2 separate regions of the Homo sapiens genome follow, and region 2 is linked to region 1. Evidence: chromatin contacts called from ENCODE Hi-C data. All regions are on one chromosome and are shown on one strand. Each heading gives the region's core, a stretch centred on a gene start or an enhancer-like site at or near the end of the contact. The rest is flanking DNA. Distances are from core to core; before and after follow the strand shown.

What was found. A loop is a pair of places that touch in the nucleus more often than their neighbours do. Pooled maps may share reads with other maps.
Region 2: a map with no recorded cell type shows a loop between it and region 1 (4-fold over the local background). The contact joins the promoter of ACOX2 here to the promoter of FLNB in region 1. A Hi-C loop is called at or near these places in 1 of 168 maps with a recorded cell type or tissue (naive thymus-derived CD4-positive, alpha-beta T cell), 1 of 37 single-sample maps with no recorded cell type and 10 of 50 pooled maps.

What each region holds. Positions count from the first base shown.
Region 1 is chr3:58,006,314-58,010,212 of GRCh38, reverse strand. FLNB (filamin B) reads right to left here and starts at 1,791. Exons shown (of 46, transcript NM_001457.4): 1 at 1,357-1,791. The coding sequence starts at 1,648.
Region 2 is chr3:58,535,578-58,539,476 of GRCh38, reverse strand. It overlaps ACOX2 (acyl-CoA oxidase 2), which reads left to right and starts at 2,287. Exons shown (of 15, transcript NM_003500.4): 1 at 2,287-2,358. LOC107984079 (a long non-coding RNA gene) reads right to left here. Exons shown (of 3, transcript XR_001740724.2): 1 at 3,163-3,899.

The DNA.
Region 1 (3,899 bases), core at 542-3,041:
TCACAGGCCAGGGCCAGTCCCTGGTTCTCCTTAGGAAGAGATCCAGACCCAGAACCCTCCTCTGCCCCAACCCACACCCACCCACCCACATACACACACACACATACACACACCCATACACACGTGTAGGTGGATACACATTCTCTGCATACATTCCGTGTACATGCAAACTCTTTGCATATGCACATGCTATACACACATGCTATGTGTGTACACACGTTCTCTGCACAAACGCCCACATGCACACACACATCACAGCCCCTACCATCACAGCCCACACTATCAGTAGCCTTGTGGCCCTCTGGGAAGCCTCCAACTATCTCAGACCACAAGGGAGACTTCATCCTTATTCTTCCTCCCCAGACCAGAAGGCCCAGTCCAGCAAGAGACACCAATTCCCTCCCTCCTTTCAGGAAGACCCTGGTGTAGGTTTGGGAGAGGAGAGGAAAACAAAGCCTCCTTCTAACTGTTGCCCACTTCCTTCAGTTCTCAGCTGGGCCCTACTTGCTGACCTTGGACAGGTCAATTAACCCTCCGGACCCCCTTATCTGTAAAATGGGTCTAGCCTCACCCCAGATGGCAGGATGCGTAGGGACGGAGATAACTTAGAAGGCTGACGGTACACAGTGGACGCTAGTTGGGCTCCCTACAAGACAGCAATTACTGTTACCACCACCATCTCTAAATTATAACTTCGGCAGCAAGGAGTGGGTTCAACCTGCGGCGCGCGGCCAGAGCTGAGCTGGGAGCAGAGAGAGCGAGGACACACACCCGCGCCTACCCTTGCAACCTCGGGGCCCACACCCATTCCAGCGACGGCAGGGGAAGGTACCAGGTCTCTGTCTCCACCTGGGCAGGGAGGCCCCAGGCGCAGAGAACGGTTCCTCCTCAGGTCTCACGGCCCGGCCTCCGAGCCAACGCCCATTCAGCTGCCTCTGAGAGCACCAACCTGGGCGCAGCAGGGAGAGCACTCCGCGGAGCATCTGACCCTAGGGCCCGCCCCCGGGGACAGCGAACGAGGGTTTCTAGTCCCCTAGCTCCCATAGGGGCGCCCCAGGTGTAGAGAAATGCAACAACTCCACCTCTCCTCCTGTGACCCCAGCCCAAACCCTCAACCCTTAGCCAGCCAAAGGTGCACTGCTGGGGCGGATGGCGGGGAGCGATCACAACAGGTCCCATCCCAGGGGAAGACACCGGGGAGGGGGTCTAGGCCCCCTATAACCCACCCCTGGGGACGACTCCCCCTTATCTCCGAGGTGGGGGCGCGCTGCGGGAAATCCTCGCCCTCCGCAGGGGTGCACGCGCGGGGGCGGGTCGGCACCACAGTGGGCGCCTGGGCCCGGCCAGAGAACTCACCGATGGACACGAGCTTGATGCTCTCACGGTCCAGGAACTCGAGCGCCACGGACACATTCTCGAGCTGCATCTGGCGAAAGGTGGGCCGCTGATGGTACTTGCGGTACATGCGCTTCTGGCTGAGCACCTCGAGCAGCGCGATGAGCCGCAGCCCGTCGCTCAGGTCGGTCTGCAGGTTGCCGATGCGTTTGTTCACGCACTTGAGGTGCTCGTTGCACCAGCGTGTGAACGTGTTCTGCTGGATCTTCTTCCAAGGCGCGTCCTCAGCTAGATCCTTCTCGGTTACCGGCATCCTGGTGGCGGGGAGAGCGCAATGCGCAACGAGCTGCCGGGGACTGGTGTTTGGAGGCCCAAGGGCCGAAGGAGCGAGAACCGAAGCGGAGCGGGAGCGGGGTTCGAACTTGCTGCTACCGGAGCCACGGCCGGTGCTGCTCTGCGGCCGCCCGCCCCTGGCCGCGCGAGGCGCCTGGCCCCGCGCCTGCGCGCTGAGCCGCCCCGCCCCCAAGCCCCGCCCCGTCCCGACCCTCCCGCGGGAGTTCCTGGGCCACGCTCGCCTCCTGCCGCCTGCCGCAGGCACTGCGCCCCACTGCGTCCTGGGACCCGCGCTCGAAGCCCACCACCCCAGCAGGATGTAGGGCTGCCTGAATCACCCGGTCAGCCCCGGGGTGGGGGGACCCGCGGGGGCTGGGAGCCGGACAGAATGGGTCGGGCCTCAGTGGGACTTGCGGGAGGGGCGCGCGGGGCGGAGGTCTTCATCCACATATAGATTGAATAAAATTCAGTAAGGGCTTTTATTGAGCTCCGCCTGTGTACCAGCCATTCTTCTCAGAGCCTGCTAACCAGTAGTAAATCAGACAAACGTATTGCACAACCTCAAGGAGTTCACACAGCCTAATGGAAGAGAAAAGTGTAATTCCACCATAACCAACAGCCCAGTAGTGGTGGTAAAAATGAACAATAAGGCTTGTTGCATGTCTTAGTTTCCAGTTACTGCTGTAACAAGTTACCAAAACTTAGTGTCTTTGAAAACACACACCCACAAATGTATTATCCTTCAGTTCTGTAGGTTCGATGGCCCACACAGGTCTTGCTGAGCTAAAAACAAAGTGTTGGCAGGATGCATTCCCTTCTGGAGGCTGTAGGGAAGAATCTGTTTCCTTGTGTTTTCTAACTTCCAGAAGCTGCCTGCGCGCCTGACTCCTGCCCCTTTTCTCTGTGAAAGCCTGCAATGGGCTGGGCACAATGGCTCACACCTGTAATCCCAGCACTTTGGGAGGCCAAGGTGGGTGGATCACCTGAGGTCAGGAGTTCGAGACCAGCCTGGCCAACATGGTAAAACCCCATCTCTACTTAAAATACAAAAATTAGCCAGGTGTGGTGGCGCGTACCTGTAATCCCAGCTACTGGGAAGGCTGAGATAGGAGAATCGCTTGAACCTGGGAGGCAGAGGTTACAGTGAGCTGAGATGGTGCCATTGCACTCCAGCCTGGGCGACAGAGCAAAACTCCGTCTCAAAAAAAAAAAAAAAAAAAAAAAAAACAGAAAAGCAAGCCTGCAATGTCAGGTGGAGTCTCTCAGACCTCAGACAGTCCTCTCTCCATAGGCACATCTTCCTTTTTTTTTTTTTTCCTGCGATGGAGTCTTACTCCGTTGCCCAGGCTAGAGTCCAGTGGTGCAATCTCGGCTCACTGCAACCTCCTCCTCCTGGGTTCAAGCAATTCTCTTGCCTCAACCTCCTGAGTGGCTGGGATTACAGGCACCCGCCACCACGCTCCGCTAATTTTTGTATTTTTAATAGAGACGGGCTTTCACCATGTTGGCCAGGCTGGTCTTGAACTCCTGACCTCAAGCGATCCACCAGCCTCTGCCTCCCAAAGTGATGGGATTACAGGCATGAGCCACCTTGCCCAGCCTTTTTTTTGTCTCACTCCGTCTCCCAAACTGGAGTGCTATGACTCAATCTCGGCTCCCTGCAGCTTCAACCTCCCCACACCTGGCCCTTTTAAGGACTCTTAAGATGACATTGGGCCAGCTGGTTAGTCCAACATGATCTCCCTATTTTAAAATCAGCCGATTAAGAACCCTAATCCTGTTTGCAACCTTAATTCCCCTTTGCCATTTAAGGGAATGTTCACAGGTCCTGAGAGTTAGGATGTGAACGTCTTTGGGGGCTATTACTCTGCCTACCACAGCATACATTGAGCACTTACTCTGTACTCATCCAGGTTCTGTGCTAGGTTCTGAGATATGGCAGAGTCTCAGGCCAGCCCTCTGTTGATAAAAGCCTGAATAATTACAACAGCAAGCATTGAATGAACACCTGCTGTTCCTCTGTGCCAAGCACAGTGCAAAGCAATTTCTTTCAAGTCGGGTGCAGTGGCTCACACCTGTAATCCCAGCACCTTGGGAGGCCAAGGTGGGCAGATCACCTGAGGTCAGGAGTTCGAGACCAGCCTGACCAACATGAAAAAACCCTAGCTCTACTAAAAATACAAAAAATTAGCTGGGCGTGGTGGCGCATGCCTGTAATCCCAGCTACTTGG
Region 2 (3,899 bases), core at 1,038-3,537, 530 kb before region 1:
CCACCCTTTATCCAACCTCCAATTCCTTCTGCTGTTCTCCTGCCTCAAAAGTGTGCTTCCCTGGTTGTCAATACTTCGTGCATATTGTAAACATCGTTGTTGGGAGAATTAAATGCTGTCCATACAACACCACTGGGAGAGGACACCTAGAAGCTCAGTCTATTCTCTCCTAGACTTCGTGCTATGTACCTTTTCCTTCTACTGATTTTAATCTGTAATCTTTTGCTGTAATAAACTGTAACCATGAGTATTACAGTTTCTTCTTGTTTGTTCTAGAGGCAAAGTCTCACTCTGTCACCCAGGCTAGAGTATAGTGGTTCCATTATAGCTCACTGCAGCTTCGAACTTCTGGGCCCAAGCAATCCTTCCACTGCATCCTCCCAAAGAGCTAGCACTACAGGCACACACCACCACACTGGGCTAATTTTTACATCTTTTTTGGTAGAGACAGGGTCTTGCTATGTTGTCCAGGCTGGTCTCAAACTCCTGGCCTCAAGTGATCCTCAAGCCTCAACCTCCCAAAGCAATGGAATTATAGGCGTGAGCCATCACGCCTGGCTCAGTATAACAGTTTCTAAGTTCTATGAGTCTTCCTAGCAAATCACTGGACCTGAGGTTGATCTTGGAGAACCTCTGACACACTCAAATAAGTTCTGAAGATTAGCTGACAATATTGCAGCAGTGTTAATGGCTTGGTTTCATAATTGTACCTTAGAAGAAGCTGAGTGAAGGATATACAAGAACTTTTTGCAGCTTTCTGAAATTCTAAAGTTATTTCAAAATAAAAAGTTAAACACAAAGAACAAGGAGACAAGTGTGATCATTGTTAGTGCTGGGTGTTAGGTACATGCAGGTTCATTATATTTTTCTCTCCACTTTTGTACAAGTTTGAAATATTTTGTAATTTAAAAAGCCTTTTTAAGCTAGAGAATTCAAGATTTCAGTGCAACAAATCAAAATGATCACATCCAAAACATACAGAACAGGGTCAGCTTCAAAGCGGATGAGAAAACAATTTAAACATGGAGAGTTTATTAAAAAGCCTTGCTCCAAGGGCCCCTGAGCAAGGCTTTCTTCACTGGGCACTTCCTGCAATCCAAGCCTTTCTCTATGGCAGAGAGGAACTAAGTCATTGCCCATGGTCAGTGATAGCATAAATCCTTGGCGGAGATGAGTCCAGGTGTAAGTAAGAACTTTCACCTCCAAACAGTGGGGCCAAGACCACCTTCCCTGAAACCACTGCCCACAGCAATGAGGACTGCCAGGAGTCTGAGCCCCACAGCTCCAGAAGGACCTACTAGGTGATAAGTTGCAAAGCTTGGGCCACAGGTCCTGCCTCTTCCTACAGACACAAGCTAGACACTACCTTGGGGATATGATGGGGTGCTGTGAGGCTCCTTACTGAGCAAATACCTTGCATTACAGGGGAGGCCAAGGCCCAGAAAGGAGTACACCTGCTCAGAGTCAACATAGCTCAGAAGTCCTGCCAGAACAGGAGCCTTGATCTCCTACTGGCCCCTTGATTTCTTTCCCAGTCTTACACAAATGTGTTACGTAATCTACTTATTGTGCAAACCCAAACAAAGTGACATCCCTCCCTGAGCCTGTTTCCTTACCTGCAAAATGGGGAGCCGCATCTGACTTTCCAAGGTGGTTATGCAGGGAGGGAACCTCTAAGCCTCTCATTCCTCTCACTAAGACCCAGCTCTCATCTGGATCCCACACACTACAGATGGATGCTTCACAAATATTTTTCCAGGGAATGTCAGGGGATGCTAAGCATAAGACAAGCCATATTTTAGAGCAGAAACATGGGGAGAGAGGAAAAACGTACACCTTACAGAGCAATCCTTTCACATGAGGACCATCTCAGGGGAGCCTATTAAGCTCGTGTGATATTAACAGCTTGAGTGCCTGAAGGGCACACAGTGAAAGATCAGGGAAGACCAGGATATCACTTTGGAAACACTGCTGGGGTACACAGCTTTTTGGTACAAGTAGTGTCAAAGGAATCCCTGGCTTTGAGATGTAAGGGCTCCAACCTCCCAGAAGTCCTCCCAGGGCAGCCCCAGCGACAGGCACAAAGGTCACACCCATGCAGGAAGAGAGGGAGGAAGGAGAGGAGCTCCATAAGCCCAGACAAGGGCTTGAGAGCAGACAAGGGCTTGAGAGCAGACAAGGGCTTGAGAGCAGACAAGGGCTTGAGAGCTGGCCAAGCAGTTTCTCTCAGCTTCTGTGTTCCAGCCCCTATGTGGGAGGAGAGAAGGGCAGGACCACAAGCCTGCCAGAGGCTGCGGCCTACAGCCGGGGAGAGGCCAGCCCGGCCTACAGTGCGGACACAGGACAGAGGGGAGCCAGGTGAGCCAGGTTTTTGGGCAGGGAGGGACTGGGAGACCCCAGAGGAGAGGGCTGCCCCCATGATGACCCTGTCCGCAGCTCCGAGAGACCCTGAGCAAGGCTTTCTTCACTGGGCACCTCCTGCAAATCAGGCCCTGCACTAAGTGTTAGGGTCACGGCATGACAGTGACAAAGATCCCGGCCCTCTTGCAGTTTCTGTGTTAGTAGCAGGGAGATGGAAGTAAACAAAAACATATGAAATGAGTAAATGATCTCAAATGTCAGAAGGGGATAAGTGAAAAGAGAAAAAGGAGAGCAGAGTGAGGAGGACAGGGAATGCCGGGGGAGGGGGCTTGGGGTTTTAAAGAGGGTGGCCTCTTTAAGGTTAAATGAGGTTCAATGCAAAAAGCCCTAGTGACATTTGAAGAAAGGGTGTTCTGGGCAGATGGAGATGCCCTAGCAAATGCTGGCAGTGGCAGGGAGGCCTGGAGCATTCAGAACAGCAAGGAGGCAGTGGCAGCAGAGCAAGGAAAAGAGGTAAGGCAGGACGAGAGGAGCCGCACTAGGGGCACTTGCAGGACTCCGGGGGGCAGAGGATGGGGCCCCTTGCCAGCACCCCCACAGCCCTGCTGGGGGTATTGGTTTGAAAGCCTCATATGAATCATTTGCTACATGTGGTTGCATGACCCTTATAAAGTCTCCTCCCTTTCCAAGGCCCACATCCTCTCCATAAAATGGTAATAACAGCAGTGCATCTGTCAGGTTGAGGTCAGGAAGGAAGGGGATCAAAAGCATGGCAGCCTGCCGGAGAGATTTACAACATACCTGCTGCAAGCTAGGAAATGCAGAGCTGGCCTCCCAGGCCTTGTGGGAGGAACATGTAAGCAAATAAGAACTTGTCCCTAACCCTAGAGCACCCAGGGAACGAGGGAGCTGAACTTTGTTCAGAGAGAACAGCAGGGGCAAAGGGTAGGAAGAGAATGAGTGGAGGCCAGGGATGAGGGCAGTAAGTTGACATAGGAGAGAGGTGAGTGGAGTAGGGTTGGGTAGACACAGCAAGGACTCCATTCCACAAACAGTGGGCCCCAAGGAGCAGATTCCAAGCAGGAGAGGAAAACAATGTGATTTGCAGTTCAAGAGTTCACCTGGCAGCTGGGAGAACAAATAAGAGGAACACTGAGGCCAAGTAAGAGATAACAGTGGCCTGGATGCTAGCCAAAGAGATAGCAAGGAGCAGATGGACTCAAGAGACTTGTGAAATAGGATGGACTGCACCTCATGGTTGCCTCACTGTGGAGGAATAGGGGCTTCTCAGAGGCCAAGCACTTGCCATGAAGGAGACAGGGTCCAACCTGGGTATGAAAGACACTCAGGGGCTCCAGGGGAACACTTCACAGGCAGGAAGAAGGCTTCCTCCCTTCAGTTCCACAATATACCTGCAGGGCTCATAGAAATGGAGCTGAGTGATCCTAGAACTTATGAGCAGTTTAATGAGACCAAGGTGCCCCCAGCAATCCTCCACAGTGGAGCTGTAGTATGGACAAGTCATGTGCTTTGTGGTC